Regions from separate parts of the Homo sapiens genome. Here region 1 is linked to region 2. A link is a loop called in an ENCODE intact Hi-C map of the cell type or tissue named here. Cell type or tissue: heart right ventricle. All regions are shown on one strand. Each heading gives the region's core, and the rest is flanking DNA. Links, peaks and the distances in the headings are about the cores only. Region 1 has its middle 81 kb from the start of FBXO4. Region 2 overlaps CCDC152 (coiled-coil domain containing 152).

The links. Hi-C counts contacts between places; a loop is a spot of excess contacts. Peaks named below come from ENCODE experiments on the same cell type or tissue, not always from the same donor. Only the 100,000 strongest peaks of a DNase experiment are listed, where the experiment ranks them.
Region 1: it touches region 2 in a loop (7-fold over the local background); 52 of 110 quality-filtered maps call a loop at or near these places.

What each region holds. Positions count from the first base shown.
Region 1 is chr5:42,002,159-42,010,158 of GRCh38, reverse strand. It overlaps a transcript of FBXO4 not described here. Among named protein-coding and RNA genes, the nearest start is that of FBXO4, 81 kb to the right of the region's middle. In heart right ventricle, for the core only: a CTCF peak has its summit at 4,423 (motif pointing left); no DNase peak of the experiment used is centred there.
Region 2 is chr5:42,763,562-42,780,327 of GRCh38, reverse strand. CCDC152 (coiled-coil domain containing 152) reads right to left here. Exons shown (of 9, transcript NM_001134848.2): 4 at 10,663-10,731; 5 at 806-870. Among named protein-coding and RNA genes, the nearest start is that of CCDC152, 15 kb to the right of the region's middle. In heart right ventricle, for the core only: CTCF peaks have their summits at 12,423 and 12,632 (motif pointing right); no DNase peak of the experiment used is centred there; H3K4me3 peaks cover 102 bases.

The DNA.
Region 1 (8,000 bases), core at 1-8,000, 760 kb after region 2:
AGTGAAATAAAAGATTCAAAAAAGAACAAATACTGTATGATTCTATTTACCTAATGTACCTAATCAAGGTACCTTATAATTATGCTAAGTGACATTATGCTAAGTGAAATAAAACAGTCACAAAATAACAAATACTGTATGATTCTACTTACCTAAGGTACCTAGAGTAATCAAATTTATAGAGACATGAAGTACAACAGTGGTTGCCAGATAATGAAAGGAGAGGGAATTGGGAGTTGTCATTTAATATGTATAGAGTTTTAGTTTGGGAAGATTTAAAAGTTGTGGAGATACATACATGGTGGTAATAATTGCATAACAACATATATGTTCTTAGTGCCACTAATCTGCACACTTAGAAATGGTTGAAATGATAAATTGATGTTATTTAATTTAAAATTTAAACTAAAAGGAACACTTAGTCTTCTATGGGAGAAAGACTTATGAACAAGCAATTATGTAACAGTCCAGTGACTGATGAGACAGAGATGTGCAGCATCATTGCTGCACCCCACATCCACAGACTGCCTGTGCTAAACATGTTCCACAAGTAGTCATTTTATTTAAAGTCAGAAAATTAAAAAATCATTTTGAAATAAGCTCCACTTAGCCCATTGTGATTCAGTCACTTGTACCCCTAAGCCCTAGCAGTTCAAAATCAGATAACAAAAGTAGAAAAGTTTTCCAAAGCCACAGTCTAAAAGAAGGATGGAAAATATTTAGAAGATTGAAGTCCCCTCTGCAACACACACACACACACACACACACACACACACACACACATACACACACACTCCAATTCCCAGAGTAGGTAAAGGTTTCACAGGGTAGGGGATGAAGAGAAGGGAAGCCAAAGGAACGCAAGAGTTAAAGTCTAGACACTGAAGAATTGGCCTGACTTTGTCAGACATGGATAGTTAAACAGATTAGGGAGAAACAGGGAGCAAATAAGAGCTAAGTCAGTGGCCAGATCAGGTGTTAGTGCTTAGAAATACTGCAGTCTTCATTAAATGATAACTGCACAGCACCTGCCCTGAAGCACTGCCTCTGTTGCCCTTCTCATTGACAGTAGATAGGAGATTACCTATTGAAAGTCTAGCGGGAATGAGGCCTATGTGCTTTAAAAACTTACTTAACCTCCATCCTATCTACCATACATAGAATAATCTCCCTTTCAATGGTCCAGAACACTTGTATCTCTCTAGAAAAGAGAAAATGGCAGACCTCTGGGCAATAGATGGTGATCTAGAAAGGAATGAAACCCCTTGCCTGGCCTAAGACACAATAGGTGGATCCAGCTCATGCTCTCCCATCAACCTGGGACAGTGTTGGAACAGAGATCAGCTTACTTTTACAGTCAATAAAACGTAATTAGAAATCTAAAGTGTCAAATACTAAAAATCCAAGAATCACACATTAAAAATTCAAGCAAAAATTTTATGGAGTTTAGAAAAACATGATAATATTAATGATTAAATAATTAAATCCATGTTAAGGCACTTCTGGACAGGAGGATTAAAAGAGATTCCCCCACACACAAAGAGGCAATATAACCAAGATCATGGGTGTGATTCCTATGACTCTTACTTAGTTAGACATGTCTGTAGGCACAAAGTCTTAGGGCACAGAGGAGCAGGGGTCACAGTTAGGACCATAGTCAGTTGGAAGAAATCAGTACAGAAATCCGGACAAGGATCCATGGTGCATATCAAAACAAATCCCCTGAAACATTTTCAAACAGCCTGCCCAAATTTACCCTTAGGAGCTCTGGTCACAGAATTTCCTTTTCTAGAATCAGGAGGAAAAACAGAAAGCAATCAGGCTGGTATGTCTAGCTCCCTAAAACTCAAAACAAGGGTCAGAGTCATGCAGCCTTGGTACCTCAATACTTTGCTCCTCATTAAAACAGGTTAGCTTAATGTAAGATAATGGAACACCCTTCACCTATTGATTTTGTTGCATCATTAACTGAAATTATCCCTGGGCAAATATGTGTCCAATGTATTTCCTATTATTGGCATGTTACCCAGTAGACTCAACTTTCTCTGGATTCCAACTCTCTTAGCAATAACTTAATGGTAACATCACAATGTCTCATTGATTTTTAATGAGAGTCATCTTCATGTGATTCTTCCTGAGTCCATTATTAATTCTTTTTCTTTTCTTGTGGCTGTTCTTTCCCTTCTCTGTACCTACTCCAAATTATTAACTGTCTCATGATCCCAAATGAAAACAAATGACTAGAAAAAAAGTTTTGCTTGAGTAGATCTTTTCCTATGCGAATACTAACTAGGGAGCAGCCCCTACTACCACCCAATTCTAGAAATAATTGGGATTAGTCTACTATATGTTGGCGCCACTCCACCAGTAGGATACTCTTACTGTTCAAGTACAAAAAGACATAATATTTTATAGTTTTGCAATAATGCTTGAATATATTTAAAAAACTATTGATGCCCAATGAGTTGGATCACCTAAGAATCAAACGTTTATTAGCTCTAGGTGAAAGTGAATGTTGCATTAGAACTATTGGAATTGTCCAACCTGTGAAAGCTACAGAGATTAAGCAAGGGACTGGGTACTCAGATTAATCAAGGAGTGTTTGCAATAGAAAAGTTTTCTCCCTCAGGAGTAACACTTATCTACGGATAATATGTAGTTAGTAGTTATTAAATACTGTGTCTAAGAAATAGAAAGAATATGTATTTCTGCCCCTGAGTAGTTTGCAAATTTACACGTCTTAGAAGATGGCTAATACTTTTTAAATTACTTTTAATACAAATTATTTGCAGATCTTTACATCTCAAAAGAGGTTAAGAATCTAAAGTCAATTCATAGGCAGTAAAAATATGATAAAAATGAAAATATCATAAATCATTCATAAAAAGTACAATATACATTGTTTCATACTATTTTTTTAGAGACAGGGCCTCACTCTGTGTCCAAATGTCCTTTTTTTATAAAGACATCAGTAACATCAGATTAGGGCCCACCTTAATGACCTCACTTTAACTTGATTACTTCTGTAAAGATCTGCAAGTAAATTTCCAAATAAGATCACATCCTGAGGTAGTAGTGAGGCTTAGGACTTCAACATAAGAATTTGGGTGAAGGGAGGCAGTTCAACACATAATAAGTATTGTATCCCTCCCAAAAATATATAGATATATATAATATTGATATATATCATGTTTATGTATATATGTCATGTATATATATGTATGTATGTGTGTGTATATACATATATATATATATATATATATATATATATCAGCATGAACCTTAGGAATGTAGGCAAAGCTCCATTTTGCAAATGTTTTATCTTAAAGCCTTGGCTATATTCTGCAAAGCATTTCTTTGTGTATCTTCAACAGAACCAAAGTGAAGGAGAATCACAATTAATTACTCTGAAACTGATGGTTTGCCTAAAATTTCTCTATTACTACCCAATTTGCCCCCAGCAATACTTTCCACAACCAGTGTCAAACAAAGGCTATTAAGACCCTTCTTCCTTTCTTCCTTCTCAACTTTCTTCAAACTTCATATTTACACATTACTTGATGAGTAACAGTTTAGACAAAAAATTGACTTTTTAAATGTAATTTTTCGCTGTACTTTTAAAGGAAATTTACTTATTGCTATATACTATTTCCCACTCCATGTTGCCAAGGTGTTTAGATCATAGTATGTTACATATATTATTTTATGTAAAGTAACTGCTGTTTGGTTTAACTATTTGTAGCCTAACATAATTCTTGCTTATAGGTAGGTACTTTGATATATTGTAGCAGCATTTTAGAAATTAATTAGGGGTCCTTGGCATGATATAAAACACATTACAGTTTTTCTCCTTTAAGATAATAGAAAATAAACTTTTGGTTAGCATTTCCATGAAGAACTTCTGGTTTTTAAAAATTATTTACTGATATTAAGAGGAAATGTCAGTATTTCTTGACTAGTGAGATGATAGAAATGTAGTAATTGAACTGTAATTTCGTGAAACTGATTTTATGAAAACTCAGGCAGTGCTTTCAGCTTAGGCTAAGCTAAGCTTTTGTATCTGTGCACCTCAAAAATATGTCAACATATGTCAATATATTTTTGAGGTGCATAAATACAAAAGAGCCAAACATTTGGGAACACTAGTTACATGATAGCACTCAATATGGAAAGAGGGGAAGAGAGGCAGGGCTTCATCAGTAAATGTTAGGTCACAGGGGGCCTTAGGATCCAGGCTAAGGGGTTGAAAAGTTACTGATAGGCAATAGCGGGTCACTGGTTTTTTTAAAGAGGAAATCTAAAAAGTTTGCTTGGGTGATAGAAGAGGAGGTCAAAAACAAATAGAACTTGACCACTGTGGCTTCTTTTAAATAGAAATGAGTTTAAAAGACTTGGTTAAAAATTCTCAGTTGCCCCCTACTGGTAAGGAAGGGGTGATACAGCACAGATTTGATCAACTTCTGTACAGCTGGAATAAAGCATGGAGGAAACCCTCTTCCTCAGAATGAAATAATGCCAAAAATATATTCAAGCAAAATAATCCCAACAGTTAAGAGCATTATTCTCTGAAAAGTAGCCAATATGCAATAAAAGTTCAGATGGAGGACTCAGAATGAGAAGAGAGATTTCTTCAGTGATTAGAGAATATCAGCTGAGTTAGGAACTTGTGGAGAAAGGAAAAATATAAATCTTCATTTTAAACACCTTCAGAAATCTGAAAATGGTTTGTAAATGTTTTTATAGTCTTTCACTTCAATTAGCTTTCAAGATAAGCCAAGTTGGAAGCACTGCATTAGAGTGCAGTTCAAAATCCCTCCTAAGAACTGTGCACGTATAGCCATCACAAAGTATACTTATGAAGCAAATAAAGTTTATAATTTGAACTTTGAACAAGGGAGAACAAGGTAAAACTCTGTTTCAATTTCTTAGAAAGAGCTTCACTGTTATATTACATCAGAAGATGAGTCCTCTCCAGCAACCCTCAGGTTCTCCGGCTGTATCTTCTCTTCTCTACTTTGCCTTCCTCTTCCAAGATGTTTTATTTAGAATAAAATAACATGGAACATGAATGGCTGAAAGTTTGGAGATGATGAGGTGAGAGAGAAGCATTATATTACCCACCCCCCTGCAGCAAGTTTTCATCAATTGTTTCAGGCAATTTGCTAACCAGTGTTGAAAATAACCAGCTATGTGTTCATTTAGATCAATCAATCAATGCCTCCGTCCCTCAGTTTCCACATCTATAAGATGAAGAGGATGAAAAACATGGTTTTAGTGTCCATTCCAACTGTAAATTCAAAAGCATCACTAAGAATTGTAGAGTCGAATGTAAGTTGACCCTAACTCACCACCCTACCTCACCACCGCCCATTCTACAGAAGAAGAATTTGAAGCGTAGAAACTTCTTGTGGTTTGTTTTTTTTATCCTTGTAGCAGAAATTGAACTGGAATCAAGACTGTGTGCTTATGGTTATTCCTACTCAATTCTAATTCATTTTTATCTGAAATAGAAAAGACAGCCTATATGTCAGAGAGGAAAGAGCTTTGAATCTGCACAAGTGACCAACTTTTCAAAACCAAATAATTTTTTTCCAGTCCTAATGATTTTTAAACTTACATGTATTATTCTATGGTCCTATGTATTTAAACATTTCTGCTATTTTTGTTCATTAATCGATTGAGTATTACATACATTATTTTAGGATTCTAGATCTCTTAAATAGACTTTTTTTACCTCTCGAATATACCCACCTTTGTACTTCTACTCTTCACCTTAAGAAAATTACCCACTTTCTCTCACACATATTATTTTGATCTTTTGTTTCTTAATTTAAAATCAACAAATTTAATGGTTGTGAAAGTTAAATTTGCCAAAGATATTACAATATAATTCTTAAGTTAAAAAAAGTTTCAATAGGTAAGACTGTTTCCAAATGCAGAAGTATGTGTATGGGACATTGGAGGAAGGAAATGGGTGATAAAATAACTTGGAATAAATGATTTTACAAGGAGGTGTCTACAGAAATACAGAAAACCTTGTGATAGTTTGCTCAGAATGATGGTTTTCAGCTTCATCCATGTCCCTACAAAGGACATGAACTCATCCTTTTTCATGGCTGCATAATATTCCACGGTGTATATGTGCCACATTTTCTTAATCCAGTCTATCATTGATGGACATTTGGGTTAGTTCCAAGTCTTTCCTCTTGTGAATATTGCCGCAATAAATATACGTGCACATGTGTCTTTATAACAGCATGATTTATAATTCTTTGGGTATATACCCAGTAATGGGATCGCTGGGTCACATGGTATTTCTAGTTCTAGATCCTTGAGGAATCACCACACTGTCTTCCACAATGGTTGAACTAGCAAGGACAGAAAACCAAACACAACATGTTCTCACTCATAGGTGGGAATTGAACAATGAGAACACTTGGACACAGGGTGGGGAACATCACACACTGGGGCCTGTTGTGGGGTGGGGGGAGGGGGAGGGATAGCATTAGGAGAAATACCTAATGTAAATGAAGAATTAATGGGTGCACCACACCAACATGGCACATGTATACATATGTAACATACCTGCACGTTGTGCACATGTACCCTAGAACTTAAAGTGTAATTTAAAAAATAAATAAATAAATAAATACAGAAAGCCAAATTACAGGCATCTGTGGTAATAAGCTAGCTAGATGGTACGATGTTCATCTATCATTTTTACCAAGCCAACATTCAATTCCTCTTCTGAAAACAGTACCACATTTTCATTTGAATAGCTCTTCCCTCCTTCATTCTTAAGTGTCTGTAGTTAAAAAATTCCATGGTAAGTCTTATGTGTCAGGTCTGGCCAATTACAACACTGCATCCTTCATCACACAAGAGGTGATCCCAAGATAAGCATGTAACTCAAGACAAAGTGAAGTGTTAAATCTCTATTTTTGCCTCAACTCCACAACTTATCTAATTCTATTATTGTCTGAGTTGCTTAAAGTTACTTAGTTCATTTTTTCTCCTTTGAAAAGACTTTGTGATTGTATAATCTATCTCGTTAAATCGTTCTGAGGGTAAAATGGGTAAATACATAACTTATGAAAATGTTTCTAAGCAGGTTACGTTACAAAAACATATCCAATTATAATATGTAAAACTGGAATCACAAAATACATGCCCAACATATATTGTGCCATTATAGAAATACAATCTAAATGTGCTTTATAAGCCAAAATGCAAAATATAAACAAAAGGTGATGGTGATAACATCTCAGCAAGTTTGCTTCTAAGCACCAGGGCATGAGTATACTGAAATTGAAGAAAAATTTATATTATCTGAGCCTATTCATTTATTTAGTTTTTCAAGGATTTGTTGAACACCACTATGTCTCACGCACTTATTGGAGTACACGTGAAGGCAACATTGAAGACATAGATAATATAGATAGATATAGATAATATAGATAGATATAGAGACAGATGGTATAGATAGATGACATAGATACAGAGCAGCAAAAAGGAAAAAACGTTATTTAACACAGACACATCTCTCTTATCACACATATGCAAAAGTAAACAGGATCTAAAAGGCTATAGCTACTTCTACCTTGCACAGAAAATTATATTAGGGAAAGAAATCCTTCAATAAAAATCTTAGTTGGGCAATCATAAAAGGAAATGTCTTAATTTCAAAGTTCCTATTGATGGTTTTTACTGGTATATGATTGAGTCTTCAAGAGATATCTCTTTGTTGATCAAAATATTTTAAAGAATTTGAAGATATAGCAAGGTTAGGTTAGGATCATCATAGTGAGAGCCACTCTTTAATGGTGCTCATTGTGCGGCAGGCACTTATTTAAGCCTTGCACTACTATAACTCTTTTTGTGTGCACAACGACCCTCTGGGAAAGAGGTACTATGATCATTCTTAATACTTTGAGTAACCATAGACATCGTCATTCCATAGCATTCTTGTTTTTAACCAGTACTTTGGGTGGCCTGTTTAC
Region 2 (16,766 bases), core at 8,041-16,040:
GCCAGAATGCTACTTATTACTGTACAGGATTAACCAGAAGTTCTGGGCAGATTTCTTCAGAGGGTCCTCAGATGAGGAACCAGACTGAATTTAGAGAAGATTCTTCAAGTTGAAAGCTCCTATAGATTCAACTTGAGTTTTGAGGATCTTTTGTCTGCTAGAATTTGACATATTAGCTCTTGAGAGATGAGGAAGTTAGCATAATGAACCTCTCAAAGAGCAGAGGGAACTGACATTTATTTAGCATCTTTTATGCTTTTTACACGCTGTTCATGTGTTCTACAACTGCTGTCACTACACTGTTCCTACAGGAGATAAGGAAAAGTAGCAGAGGGTATGGTGGCTCCTGGGAGAGAAATAATTTGTGATCCACATGAAATGCCCCCTGTATTGGAATGGTGTAATGATTACCCAAATCATAAAGAGTATAGATTCATTTACATTATAATAAGAAAGTTCACAAGTAGTAACAAATAGAGTTTACTAGAGTAAAACCTCTATTAACATAATTGAAAATTATGTAGCAAAATAACTGCATCTCTTTTTGGTAGAAAGAAAAAGTAATGCAAGTTATTTGTTAGTACATTATATTTTGTAAAAAAAAAAAACTCTTAAAACTAGTATTGCTTTGAAAACAAATTGTCATTTACTAAAGATTTTGGCATATATACGTATATCTCCACACACACACACACCCACAAACATTTGGCTGTGTTTATTAATTTAAAAACCTCTTTTTTTTTCCTAATTTGAAAAGATAAATCTCCACAGGGACTTGACTGAATAGAATGATACATAAACTCACCTGTTCATGAGACTTTAACTTCTCTTTTATAAGATCAGCACTTATTTTTAGTTGTTCATTTTCACCTGTGTAAGAATAATCAAAGAACATCATAATATATAGCACTTTTCAATTAATATGAAAATATGTTCAACATTTTAGCTTCCATTATGTATGCATTCAACAAACATGCATCCAGCAGCTGCTACACTTCAGGCACCATGCTAGACACTGAGAATATGAAAGTGAAAAGAGTTACTGCTCTTCAAAGAACTTACAGCCTAGTGCTGAGTCAAATGTGTTAGTAGTTATAATATGCTATGATAATTGCTCTTTAATGGCAGTATATCTGAAATACTACAGGAACCTGTAAAAAGAAAACCTAGGGCAGCTTGAAGTCAGGAAAGGATTTAGAGAAGAGAAGCTACTTGAGACGAGATTTAAGTGATAGGCTTACCCCATGTTAAGAGAGAGCATTCTAAATGCAGAAAATCGCACAGAAGACCATGGGCTTGAGTGAATATAGCTTGGAAAAACTACAATTCACGTACGGTATTGTTGAAGTGTAAAGTGTGAGCAGGAGATGCTATATAGGTTGGGATCCTATCACTAGGTAGACATATTCTACATATTCTAGATGAACAATTTTGGATTTTGGTTTTAGAGGTTACAGGGAGTCATCAAAGAATTTTGAATAGTGCAGAAGTGAAATAATGAGAGTTACATGCTAAAACGATTATCTGGCAATGTGGATGATGAATGAGAGGGTTTTGACCCTAGAGGAATGGAGATCAGTAACTATAGGTCAAGTAAGAGATAACAGGAACCTAAATTACGTCAGCGGCAGTATGGAAAAAAGGAAGCAATGAGGAGAATTATTATTTAGATGATAGAATTACCTAGGAATTTAGTGACCCTTTAGATAGAGGAGGCAAAAGAGAAAGGGGGAGCCTTTTCTTTTTAGGTTTTTGGTTTGGGTAACTGAAAACAATACCTTAATATTTTTAACAAATTTTAAAAACCCTGTGGTTAATTTTGATTACTAAACATCCAGGTCGGTTTAAAACTGTAATTTCCTATTTGATTGAAAGTTTTCATGATCCTTATCACTGGCTAGATCAGTGGCTGTAAAGAGTCAATAGAAGTGGGAAAGAAGTCTTAGTTTCCTCCTTAGTTGCTCTTCCCTGTCTTTCCTCTGGGTCATCTCTTGGGGGGTGGAGACAGGAAATGAGGAGAGGTAAAAAATTCTCTATTTAACTTCGAGGTTCCAGTCCTTTAGGTGGTTGTAGCAAATATATGCAGTCTGGACTCACTCCAACATTTGGCGACTTTTTAGCAGATGTCACTAGAATATGGAAATATGTAGCTATTTTGTTGTTAATTGTGGCATGTGCCCTAGTCACTAATTCCTGGTAAACAGGAAAAGCCTCAATAGACATCCTATTACAATTTCCCCTCTACAACCTTAACTATAAACACAACCAAGAAGTAGTTAAACAAAACAACAAATCAGTAAAGATTTTTGACATTATCTGAATAATGCTTTTAGGAAGGTTTGTTTTGTGGTATAGTAAAGTTGAGAGGAGCCTTGGAAATAGAGTCCACTTATGAAACTATTGCAGAGGTATTAAACCACAGTATTAAAATTAAAACCTTGACTATAAACAAAACTAAGAATTAGCTAAACAAAACAATGACAAATCAGTAAAGATTTTTGACATTATCTGAACAATGCTTTAGGAAGGTTTGTTCTGTAGTACAGTAACATTGAAAGGAGCCTTGGAAATAGGGTCCACATATAAAACTTGCAGAGGCATTATATCAAAGTATTAAAATTAAGTAAAGATCTAAAATCTATTAGTTTTCAAAGGTTGTGATGAGAAACCGATAGGAAAAGTGTTACACTTTTAAGGGTCATATTTAATACAAATCTTAATTCTGATGATGGTTTCAGTTTGTCAGATTGTGTCTTTCAAGAAATTAGTCCATTTCACATAGGCTATCAAATATTTGAGTTGAGCACAGAGTTGTTCAGAGTATTCCTTTATTATCTTCTTCTTCTTCTTTTTTTTTTTTATATTGAGATGAAGTCTTGCTCTTGTCCCCCAGGCTGGAGTGCGATGGCGCGATCTTAGCTCCCTGCAACCTCCCCCTCCTGGGTTCAAGCTATTTTCCTGCCTCGGCCCCCGAGTAGCTGGGATTACAGGCACACACCACCATGCCCGGCTAATTTTTGTATTTTTGGTAGAGATGGGGTTTCACCATGTTGGCCAGGCTGGTCTCCTTTATTATCCTCTTAATGAACATGACATTTGTAGTGATGTCCTTTCTTTCATTTCTGATATTATTAACTTGAGTAATCTCTCCTATTTCCTTAGTTCATCTGGCTACAGACTTGTCAATTTTATTGATCTTTTCAAAAAAACAGCTTTTAGTTTCATTGCTCTCTATTGATTTCTTGTTTTCAATTTTATTAATTTCTGCTTTATTTTTGTTATTTCTTTTTTTTACTTATTTTGGATTTAATTTGTTCTCCTTTTTCTTATTTCCTAAAGTGGAAGCTTAAATTAATTTTAGTTTTTTGTTGTCTTCTCATATGCACATTTAACGCTATAAATATCTCTTTAAGCACTGTGGTTTTTGCAGCATTTCACAAATTTTAATAAATTGTATTTTTATTTAGTTCAAAATATTTTAAATTTTCTGTTGATATTTGTTTTTTGACCACTGTATTATTTAAAAGTGTTCTTTAATCTGCATATATTTTGAGATTTTTCATCTACCTTTCTGTTTTTGATGTCTACTTTAATTCCATTGTGGCCTGACAGCAGACATTGTATGACTTCTGGTCTTTCAAATTTGCTAAGGTGTGTTTTATAAACCACAATGGGATCTATCTTGGTGAGTATTCATTAAGTTTGAGGAGAATGTGTATTCTGCTGTTGTTGGATGAAATAGTCTATAGATGTCCATTATAGTCAATTGATTGATGTTATTGTTGATTTCAACTGTGTCCTTACTGATTTTCTGATAGAAGAATGTTGAAATCTTCAACTACAATAGTGGACTCATCTATTTCTCCTTGCAGTTCTATAAATCTTTGACTCACATATTTTTGATGCCTTTGCTAGATGCATAAATAAAACAATTTTATGTCTTCTTGGAGAATTAACCCTTTTATCATTATGTAATACCCCTTTTTATCCTGGATAATTTTTCATGCTCTAAAAATCTGCTGTTTGAAATGAAGATAGCTACTCCAGTGTTCTTAGTGTTAGCACGGCATATCTTTCTCCAGCCCTTAGCTTTTAATCTATATGTGCCTTTATATTTAAAGTAGACTTTTTTTGTAGAAAGATATAGTTGGGTAATGTTTTTTGATCCGCTCTGATAATCTCTGTCTTGTAAACTGTATTAGGCTATTGATTTTCAAAGTGATTTTTGATAAAGTTGGATTAATATCTACCGTATTTGTTACTCTTTTCTATTCATAGACCTTGTTCTTTGATCCTATTTTTGTCTTCTATTCTTTTTCTGCCTTTTATGGTTTTGAGTATTTCACGTGATTCCATTTTCTCTTCTTTCTTAGCAAATCCATTATACTTCTAATTTTAGTTTTTTTTTTTTTTTAGTGATTGTCCTAGAATTTGCAATATACATTTACAATGAATTCAGGTCCACTTTCAAATCCATTATACCGCTTCTCAGGTAGTACAAGTACTTTATACTAAAGTATTCATAATTCCTTCCTCTCATTCCTTATGTCATTGATGTCATGCATTTCACTTATGCATAAGCTATAATTACTTAATAATACATTGTTGCTATAATTTTGAATAAATTGTTACCTGTTAGATCAATTGAGAATAAGAAAAATAAAAGTTTTTATTTTACCTTCACTTATTCCTTCTCTAATGTTCTTCCTTTCTATGTAGATCCAAGTTTCTGGCCTATATCATTTTGCTTCTCTCCTCTTTCATCATTTCCTGCAAGGCTGGTATACTTGCAACAAATACCCTCAATTTTTGTCTAAGAAAGTCTTTATTTCTACTTTCTGGACAATAATTTTGCAGGATGCAGAATTATTGGTTGGTGTTTTATTCTATCTCTCTCAGCACTTTAAAATATTTCACTCTACTCCTTTACTGTTTGCATGGTTCCTGAGAAGAAGCTGGGTATAATTCCTATCTTTGGTCCTCTATAGGTAAATAATTTTCCTCACTTGTTTCAAAATTTTTTCTTTGTTTTTTATTTTCTACAGTTTGAATATGACATGCCTATGGGTAGTTTTTTGAGCATTTACCCTGCTTGGTGTTCACTGAGCTTCCTGGATCTGTGGTTTGGTATCTGATATTAATTAGGGGAAATTCTCAGTCATTATTGCTTCTGATGTTTCTTCTGTTCCTTTCTTTCTTTATTTTTCTTCTGATATTCCCATTAAGTGTTTGTTACAGCTTTCGTAGTTATTACACTGTTTTTGAATATTTTGTTACTTTTTTCCTAGTCTTTTTTTTTTTTCTGAAATTTCAGTTTCGGAAGTTTCTATTGACATATTCTCAAGCTCAGAGAATCTTTCCTGAAACTGAGAAATTATTTTCATTAGGCTATGTCTAGTCTACTAATGAGTCCAACAAAGGCATTCTTCATTTGTGTTACACTGTTTAGAGCCTTTAGCATATTAACTGTAGTTTTTTAAAATTTCTGGTCTAATAATTCCAATATCCCTGCCATTTCTGTGTCTGGTTTTGATGCTTTCTCTGTCTCTTCAAACTGCCTATTTTTTTTCTTTTAGTGTGCCTTGTAATTTTTTGTACAAAGCTCAAGACCAAGTACCAGTAAAAACGCCTAAGGTGTTGCAGAAGGAGAAGTATTCTATAGTCCTATGATTAGGTCTCAGTCTTTCAGTAAGCCTGTGTCTTTGGACTGTGAGTTACCCACATGCTTCTTAGTCCCTCTCCCCTTTGGTGAGATGGGATGGCTAGAATGGGCTAGAGTTGGGAAGGCTAGGGGGAGCTGAAATAGGATATTTTCCTCCCCTAAGGCAGCTTATCCTCGGCTAAAACCCCAGTAGTTTAGGCTCAGATAAAATAGCTTCTTTCAAGTCAGGCTTTGTTAAGAACAGAAGCTGTGGATTATTTCAAAATGGTTACTTTTCTTCTCCTCCAGCCAACAACATGAGGGAATTTTTCTCATATCTTAACTGTGAGATCTTAGTAGAGCTCTCACAGGTAAAACTTACAAAACTATAGGGGCTCTCCTATGGGATTGGGTCCCCTGAAATTTTTAATCTCTTAGATTTGACTACAATGAGCCATCTGCAATTCATCAAAATTACATTTTAGGGTTTCCTAGCCTGACAAACAGGGAGGTTTCTGCTCTTGTTAAGTTGTGATTCTCTGAGTCTGCCTCCCTGTCTCCAATTTTAGATGCATCAGTTTGTCCTGCGACCTCAGTTCTCTGATCAAAAGTCTAAGAATTGTTGATTTTTCAGTTTGCTCAATGTTTTACTTGTTGTTAGCAGGGCGTGACAACTTCTGAGATCCTTATATGTTTTACCAGAAAGATGAGGTACGTTTGAAGGATTTTCATTAAAGTTAGAATTCTATTTCCAAGTTTTATGTGCAAGTGAGAATACTTAAAAGGGACACATTTTCAGCCCTGAAGTTGCTTAATGGTGGAACCATTTCTAAAGATACAATGGTTTTTCCATAAATTAATTTTCCAAAATCAGTTAATTGGCCACTGTTGGCTGACATTTTTTCAAGTCTAACAGACTTTCACTACTTTTTAACTTAATATGCCTGATAAAGAGCTTGTATGGGGGTAGGAGAAGTGACAGCTCTGATACTTTCTTATTGTTGGCTTGTGCTTGCATTATTGTAATTATTATTGTCCTCAATATATGTTTTATTTTTTAAAACTACTTGTCCATTTTGAAAGGATTAGTTTGATTAGAACTAGCTAATTTTATCTATCAATCCTCTTATCCAGAAACATATAAACTGTACTACATGGCCATACACTGAAACTAGGGGAAAAAGTAAACATGCAATTGTTCAGTTTTAGAACTCCCATTCTCCTCAGAGAAAGAACCTTGTGTATCATGCGTGACATATAATTAACTTATAGATAGAAAAAGGAATATTATCCCAGTTATTAAATTTTTGTAAGATGACTGGCTTTGAATTTTCAGATGAAAATAAAGATAAATAAGAATTGCAATTTTTTTCTACATCTCATTGAATTATCTTTTACATAATCCATAAGTCCCTACTGAAAAGATTCATTGATAAGACTAAAGGAAGGTAGCATTTCTCTCATTGTAACTGAAAAGTCTCTTAAACCCAAAGGGTAATTGATTAATCAGCTCAATAATGTTACCAAAAAACCAGATCCTTTTAGTTTACTTTTCTTGCTATCCTCCAAAATCATCCTGCTGGCATGATTTTTAGACTAGAAACAAGAAATCTGAAACAATTTTAGGCATTATATACAGTCTTATAACAACCAGAAGAACATAGTCCATCTCTTGGGAGAGAGGAAAATTATTCCAAAAGAACTCCCTTGGAGCTTGGATGCGATCAGCTTCCCCTGAGGCATATGGTTAAGTGAATGAAGGGTGAATGTCTGAAAAAGAAAAACCGTTTCCTGTTAAGGAGAGAAAAGAGCTATTGGAAAGGAAACCACTGGGTAGCTTAAATAAGCAGATTAATCATACTATCTTGGCAATCAATTGGATGAAAATGGTCAAATATAGATAGTTCTTATCTATTACCTTGCTCAATCAAGGCTTGTAAAAGCATTGGGAAAGTGAACTCAATGAGTCATCATTTATTTGCAAGAGACATCATACAATATTCATTTTTAAGAATGGCTATTTTTTTTTTTTTTTTTGAGACGGAGTCTCGTTCTGCAGCCAGGCTGGAGTGCAGCGGTGCGATCTCGGCTCACTGCAACCTCCAACTCCCTGGTTCAAGTGATTTTCCTGCCTTAGCCTCTCGAGTAGCTGGGATTACAGGCATGTGCCACCACGCCCAGCAAATTTTTGTATTTTTTTTTAGTAGAGGCGGGGTTTCACCATGTTGGCCAGGATATGGATTACAGGCGTGAGCCACAGCGCCCGGCCAAGAAAGGCTATTTTAAAACTTGTACTTGCCTTGTACTGGATCTTAAAGAGAAAGTTTTCTGTTTTCTCCCATTGATTATGATGTTAGCTGTGAGCTTTTCATCTATGGCCTTTATTGTGTTAAGGCAAGATCCTTCCATGCCTATTATCTTCTCTATCTATGCCTATTTCATGAGAGTTTTAATCATGAGTGGATGTTGAATTTTGTCAAATGTTTTTTCTGTATCTATTGAGGTGTTCATGTGTTTTTTTCTATTCATTTTGATAATAAATAGAAAACACATGGTGTATCACATTGATTGATCTGTGTATACAGAACCATACTTGCATCCCAGGGATAAATCCCACTTGGTTAGGATATATGATCTTTTTAATGGGCTGTTGAATTTTATTTGATAGTATTTTATTGAAGATTTTTGAGTCTGTGTTTATCAGGGATATTGGGATGTAATTTTCTTTCCTTGCAGTGTCTTTGTCTGATTTTGGTGTCCGGGTGATGCTGGCCTCATAGGATGAGTTTGGAAGTGTTCCCTTTGCTTTTATTTTTTGAAAGAGTTTAAGAAAAAGCGGTATTACTTTTTCTTTGAGTGTTTAATAGAATTCCCATGAAGCCACCTCATCCTGGGCTTTTCTTTGGTGGGAGATTTTTGATTATTTACTCAATCTCCTTATTTGTCATTGGTGTGTTCCGACTATTTCTGACTCAGTTTTGGCAGGTTGTATATTCTTAGGTATTTGACTATTTCTTCTAGGTTATCCAGTTTGGTGGCATATAGTTGCTCTTAATAGTCCCTTATTATCCTCCTCACGCCCCCTAGGATTTCAGTTGTATCGTCTTCTCTTTCATTTCTGCTTTTATATATTGACATCTTTCTTTTTTTTTCAGTGTAGCCAAGCATTTGTCAATTTAGTTTATTTTTTCAAAAAAAACAAACTCCTAGTTTTGTTAAATTTTCTGTTGTTTTTTATTTTCTATTTGATTGATTTATCCTATAATCTTCATTATTTCTTTCCTTTGAGTACCTTTGGGCTTAATTTGTTGTTCTTTTTCTAGTTCCTTGAGGTGTAAAGATAGATTACTTATTGGATATATATATATTTTTTCCTTTTAAATTTAGGCTTTACAGCCATAAACTTCCCCATTAAAATGTCTTCTGCTGTATCCTATAGGTTTTGGTATGTTGTGTTTTCATTTGTCTCAGATACTTTAAAAATTCCTTTGGTTTATTCTTTGACTCAATGATTGTTCAGGAGTGTGTTTAGCATTTTTGCCTCTTCTTTTCAACATAGTGTTGGAAATCTTAGAGCAATTAGGAAAGAGAAAGACATAAAGGGCATCCAAATCAGAACAGAAGAAAATTATCCATATTCGCAGATGACATGACTATATACTTAGAAAACCTATTAGAACTAATAAACAGATTCAGTAAAGTTGCAGTATACAAAATCAACATATAAAAATCGATCACATTTCTATATACAAATTACAAAATATCTGGAAAGGAAATTAAGAAACAATCCTATACATAATGGCAATAAAAATACTTAAGAATTAACCAAAGAAGGTGAGAATCTTGTACACCAAAGAAGGTGAGAATCTTGTACACTGAAAGTAATAAAACATTGATGAAGGAAATGAAAGAAGACACAGATAAATAGATTAGAAGAATATTATTAAAATGTCCATACTATCTAAAATGATCTGCATATTTAATGCAATCGCTATCAAAATGCCAATGACATTCTTTACAGAAGTAGACAAAACAATCTTAAAATCCATATGGAAACACAAAAGACCTCAAATAGCCCAAGCAATCTTGAGTAAAAAGAACAAACCTGGAGCCACTGCACTACCTAATTTCAAAATATATTATAGAGCTACAATAATCAGAACAGTACAGCACTGTTAAAAAAAAAAAGACATGTAGATTATGGAACAGAATAGAGAACCCAGCTGGGTGTGGTATTTTAGTCACAAGGAAGGGAAAAGTTGTTTTGAGCCCTGGCATTGAAATAGGAGCATGAGTGCCCCTTTTTAACACTCCAAATTACAGGAATCACATATAAGATCAATATTTTATCTCACATATATAAGGTGCTTGTTTTAAAATAAAGGCAGAGGTCTAAGATGAGAAATGCTTATTTGATGTGAGTTTTATGTGGAAGGGGCCTTTAAGGCAATTTAGTCTAATCTCTGATATAGTAGAAGAAAATCTCACAGCCATCACAGCTGAGTCAGAACAGCACAAAATACTTGGTCTGTTTTGTGAATGGTAGGCCTGTTTGATTAACATGATTGTTACAGATAAGATAAGCTGAATGTGTTGACTTCACTTGCACAAATATAGTCTTAGTCTATGACAAAAAAATTAAATGGTAAACTATCACTGTGGTTTAAATAAAAAATTATGGTTTAACTAGTAATATCCACTCTTCAAAACTGAACACAAGATTATTAAAGACCAAGAATGCTACTGAGAATAAATAGAGTTCTAAATTTTTGAAGGTAATAACTATATGACCTATGTAAAACATCCCTTTATGTCACTATCAGATAGAACATGACTGAATTGTTCTGTTCAGGATAACATTTCTTATTTCATAATCATCTAGGAAAGTATTTTTAAGTAGTAAGGAGTCCTCTTTTAGCTGACAAATTGAAATTTATTATCAACCATGTAAAAACTTCCTATTTTTAAAGGTGCTCAAATACACAATGCTTTTTTAGATTTTACTTTTTTTTCTAACTTACCTTTCAAATTCTGTTGATATTCAATGGTCTGTTGTAGCCCTTTTATTATATTATGAAGAGTAGCACATTCTGAAATATAAAAGATAAATTTATTTTAAAATCCCTTGCTTTCATTTTGGAATTATTCTCTCAGTTGAAATTATTAAAATAAAATAATATTTAAGCCAGGCATGGTGATGTGTGCCTTGTAGTCCTATTGACTCAAGAGGCTGAGGCAGGAGGATCACTTGAACCCAAGAGTTCAAGGCTGCAGGGGGCTATGCTCATGCCATTGCACTCCAGCCTGAGTGACAGAGCAAGACCCTGTCTCTAAAAATAATAATAATAATATTTAATTTGAAATTACAAGATATTAATAAAGCAGCCAAGCACCTTAAATAAAATTATATAAAGGAAAAATATAATTTTTTTTTTTTTTGAGACAGAGTCTTGCCCTGTCGTCCAGGCTGAAGTGCAGTGGCACGATGTCGGCTCACGCAACCTCCGCCTCCCAGGCTCAAGTAATTCTCCTGCCTCAGCCTCCTGAGCAGCTGGGATCACAGGCACGCGTCACCATGTCTGGCTAGTTTTTGTATATTTTTGTAGAGACGGCGTTTCACCATGTTGGCCATGCGGTCTCGAACTCCTGACCTCAAGTAATCCACCTGCCTCAGGTGATCCACCCCCCTTGGTCTCCTAAAATGCTGGGACTATAGGTGTGAGCCTTTACTTTTAACTCACTCATTAAGCCAAATGAATTTCAAAACTTGGTAATGACTTTCCTAAAGCACAGAATAGTATGGGTCCTACCATGTGCCTAAGCAATCTCTGCCCTAAGTAGTAAGGCACACCTGCATATATCTGGGGAACTATAAGAAGTATGTCCATGCAAATCTTCCAGGAAAGAACATCCTAAGGAAAGGGAGTCAAATTATATTGTTTTGGTATAAGACAATGTGTGGTACAATTGTGTGGTATAAGACAATGCTTTTCTTACTCTATCTTCCAGTCTATCCTCTTAGTACTTAGGCTTGAGTCTTAGACCAAGAGATTAGCAATAAAAGGAGTAAAAACTCAGTAAGTAGTGTTCCAAGGCTTCAGCAACTGTGCTGCCAATGGCTGCTGACATAATAGAAGATAGAAGTTTCATTGCAAATATTAGAGCCTTGACATGCGCATTCAAGCCTTGACTATAATATTGGTAGCCACCAGCAACAGCCAAGATGGACAGCAATAGTAGTGGTAATTTCATTACTTTAGAAATCCACTTGGCTATTAGGGCTACAACAGCAGAGACTGTTTTGTTTTGCTTACTATTGATTCCTACTGTTTAGGACACTTGTGGTCCATAGTAGGCAATCCACAAATATTTGTTCAGTGATTATTGGGTTGATAGGTAATATCACAGTAAGCTGAAGCAGATAAGGGGTAAGTAGGGAATCTCTGGTATGAAAATAACATATGTTTTGTCGACTGAATGAAAGAACCAATACTGTGAAGGGAGAATTCAAAACTTTTCACCTTTTAATTAGAGATTCTGCACTCAGTCTCATGTACTTTTTCAACTATGCTGATAGAAATGAGAGTATTTTGCAGAAGTTTAAAGCTTTGTGATGCTATAAGGTGCTATTGTGGCTCTTCACTCCTCCCTGCTCTCCCTACCATCCCCACCATCTACTCAAAGTTCCCCTCATCCTCCATTTTCTCTATCCTGCTATTTCCCAGTAAGAGAATAACGGTTAAATTACATTTGACAGAAATTAGCTGAGAATCTGCTTCATGAGTGTCACTGTGCTAACTGATAGAATTCAAAAATTAAAGAGGCATAGACAGACTCTGCCATCACTTGTCTTTGTGCCTTTTAGAATAATGAATCCAGTGATTCATAGAATATAGTAGCTGAAGTTACTTCAGTAATCCGTAAATTGAGAACAGAACCCTGCAACTGAATGTTTCAAAAATGTGTATTTTCAAAACTTAAACACAAGGTGGCTCTCTCACCACATTTTTCTACAATGGAGCATAGATAAATTCTTCACGAGAATACCATTCACTAATTTTGAACAATGGCTTTTAATTCTCTTTGCAAAATTTAATCCACACTGTTTGTTGTTGTTGTTGTTGTTGGACTTTACTGTGTAAGTTGAAAATGCTGGCCTATTAAATTCTTCCTAAAAACCAGAGGTCAGAATATTAAGCTATTTCTTATACTGTATAATTTAGTAAATCAATAATCATTTTGAGCTCAAATGTGGGCTCTAAGATTAACCAAAAATATGAATATTAATATGTATTTCATACAATAGTTGCAAATATTAAAAGCAATTATACATGTAAAGAGTTTCCTGCAGTACTTGATTCTCAATACTAATATTATTACTATCTTTAACTGGCAAATAAATTATTTATCTGTCTGGCATCAAATGCAGAAAATAAAATGTCCATATATCATTCTTTGTTGTTGAATAAATTTGATCATGTGTAGTTTGCCCCTCCTTCCTAAGTGAATTATTACACACTTGGCTCCATAAGTTGTCATTCTTATGACAACTTATGCTTTTTGCTAAGTACTATCCAGCAGAAAGGACATTAGATTTAGAACAAATAAAATTGTATTTCTTAAAAATAATTTTTGTGGTTACATAGTAGGTGTATATATTTATGGGGTACATGAGATGTTTTGATAAAGGCATGCAATGTGAAATAAGCACATCATGGAGAATGGCGTATCTATCCCCTCAAGCATTTATCAACTGAGTTATAAACAATCCAGTTACACTCTTTAAGTTACTTTAAAATGTACAATTAAGTTATTATTGACTGTAGTCACCTTACTGTGCTAACGAATAGTAGGTCTTATTCATTCTTTCTATTTTTTTATACTCATTAACCAACCCCACCTCCCTTCCAGCCCCCCACTACCCTTCCCAGCCTCTGGTAACCATCCTTCTACTCTCTATGTCCATGAGTTTAATTGTTTTGACTTTTAGATCCCATAAATGAGAACATATGATGTTTGTCTTTCTGTGCCTGGCTTATTTCACTTAACATAATGATCTCCACTTCCATCTATGTTGTTGCAAATGGCAGGATCTCATTCATTTTTATGGTTGAATAATACTACATTGTGTATAAGTACCACATTTTCTTTATTCATTCATCTGTTGATGAACACTTAGGTTTCTTCCAAATCTTGGCTATTGTAATCAGTGCTGCAACAAAGAGTGCAGATCTCTCTTTAACATACTGATTTCCTTTCTTCTGTGTATATACCCAGCAGTGGGATTGCTGGGTCCTATGGTAGCTCTATTTTCATTTTTTCAAAGAGCCTCCAGGCTGTTCTTCATAGTGATTGTACTAATTTCCCTTCCCATCAACAGTGTACGAGGGTTCCCTTCTCTCCACATCCTCACCAGCATTTGTTATTGCCTGTCTTTTGGATATAAGCCATTGTAACTGGGATGAGATGAGATTTCATTATAGTTTTGATTTGCATTTCTCTGATGATCAATGATGTTGAGCACCTTTTCATATGCCTGTTTACCATTTGTATGTCTTCTTCTGAGAAATGTCTATTCAAATCTTTTGCCCATTTTTGGATTGGATTATTAGATTTTTTTCCTATAGGGGTGTTTGAGCTCCTTACATATTCTAGTTATTAATCCCTTGTCAGAGGGGTAGTTTGCAAATATTTTTTCCCATTCTGTGGGTTGTCTCTTCACTTTGTTAATTGTATCCTGTGCTGTGCAGAAGCTTTTAAACTTGATGTGATCCCATTTGTCTGTGTTTGCTTTGGTTGCTTGTGCTTGTGGGTTATTGCTCAATAAATCTTTGCCCAGACCAATGTCCTGGAGAATCTCCCTGATGTCTTCTTGTAACAGTTTCATAGTTTGAAGTCTTAGATTTAAGTTTTTAATCCATTTTGATTTTATTTTTGTATATGGTGAGAGACAGGAATCTAGTTTCATTCTTCTGCATATGAATATCCAGTTTTCCCAGCACCAGTTATTGAAGACTGTCTTTTCCCCAGTGTATGTTCTTGGCACCTTTGTCAAAAATGAGCTCACTATAGATGTGTGGATTTGTTCATGGGTTCTCTATTCTATTACATTGGTCTATGTGTCTGTTTTTATGCCAGTATCATACTGTTTTGCTTACTGTAGCTCTGTAGTATAATTTGAAGTCAGGTAATATGATTCCTCCAGTTTTTTTCATTTGCTTAGGACAGCTTTGGCTATTCTGGGTCTTTTGTGGTTCAATACAAATTTTCAGATTGTTTTTTCTATTTCTTTGAAGAATGTCACTGGTATTTTGATAGGCATTGCATTGAATCTGTAGATTCCTTTGAGTAGTACGGGGATTGTAACAATATTGATTCTTCCAATCCAAGAACATGGAATATTTTTCCATTTTTTGGTGTCCTCTTCAATTTCTTTCATCAGTGTTTTACAGTTTTCATTATAGAGATCTTTCACTTGTTGGTTAATTCCTAGGTATTCAATTTTATTTGTAGCTATTGTAAATGGGATTACTTTTTAAATTTCTATTTTAGGTTGTTCACTGTTGGCATATAAAAATGTTACAGAGTTTTGTATGTTGATTTTGTATTCTGCAACTCTACTGAAGTTGTTTATTCTAATAGTTTTCTTGTTGAGTCTTTAGGTTTTTCCAAATGTAAGTCCATATCATCTGCAAACAAGAATAATTTGACTTCTTCCTTTCCAATTTGGATGCCCTTTATATCTTTCTCTTGTCTGATTGCTCTAGCTAGGACTTCCAGTACTATGTTGAATAACAGTGGTGACAGTGGACATTCTTGTCATGTTCCAGATCTTAGAGGAGAGGCTTTCAGTTTTTCCCCATTCAGTATGGTACTAGCTTTGGGTCTGTCATATATTGCTTTTATTATGTTGAGTTATGTTTCTTCTATCTCAGTTTTTTGAGGGTTTTTATCATGAAGGAATGTTGAATTTTATCAAATCCTTTTTCAGCATCAATTGAAATGGTCATATAATTTTTAGCCTTCATTCTGTTGATATGATGTAACACATTGGTTGATTTGCATATGTTGAAGCATCCTTGCATCCAAGGGATGAATCCCACTTGGTCATGATGAAAGATCTTTCTAATGTATTGTTGAATTTGGTTTGCTAGTACTTTGAGGATTTTTACATCAGTATTCATCAGAGATATTAGCCTGTAGTTATTTTTTTTTATGTGTCTTTGTCTGATTTTGGTATCAGGGTAATATCAGCCTTGTAGAATGAGTGTGGAAGTATTCCCTCCTCCTCCTCCTCTGTTTTTCAGAACAGTTTGAGTAGGATTGGTATTATTTCTTCTTCAAATGTTTGAATATACAAGCAAGTCTCCTCCCTCAATCTCCCGAGTAACTGGGATTACAGGCGCCTGCCACCATGCCCGGCTAATTTTTGTATTTTTAGTAGAGACGGGGTTTCACCATCTTGGCCAGTCTGGTCTTGAACTCCTGACCTCGTGATCCACCCTCCTCGGCCTCCAAAAGTGCTGGGATTACAGGTGTGAGCCACCATGCCTGGTCGAAATTTAGTTAATAATAGTGGATCAATTGGCACATCTGCTGTAACAAATGTACCATACTAATGCAAGATATTAGTAATAGGGAAGTGGTGGGGTGAGAGAGTATACGGAAACTCTCTGTACTTTCACTCAATTTTTTTCTGTAAACCTAAAACTGCTCCAAAAAGTTTATTAATTTTTAGAGTCAAAAGTACAAATCCTTTCTTTGATTGTTTCTATATGCTGTGTCATACACTTAGAAAGTCCTTCTCCATTATAAAAATAAAAACCCTACATTTCTCTTCTAGTTTTTCTGTGGTTTCATCTTTTTAACTTTTAATAAACTTTACTTTTTAGGGCTATATCTTCAAACCTTGGCTGTGACAATATCTCAGAGTTTCCTTAGTTTTGATGACTCTGACAGTTTTGCAAATACTGATCAGGTATTTTGTAATGTCTATGAGAATTTTTCTGATATTTATTTCATGATTAGACTAGGGTTATGGGTTTTGGGGAGAAAGACCACAGAATTGCCATCTTTATTGTATCTTATCGAGAGTATATACTATCAATATGATATAACAATTTAT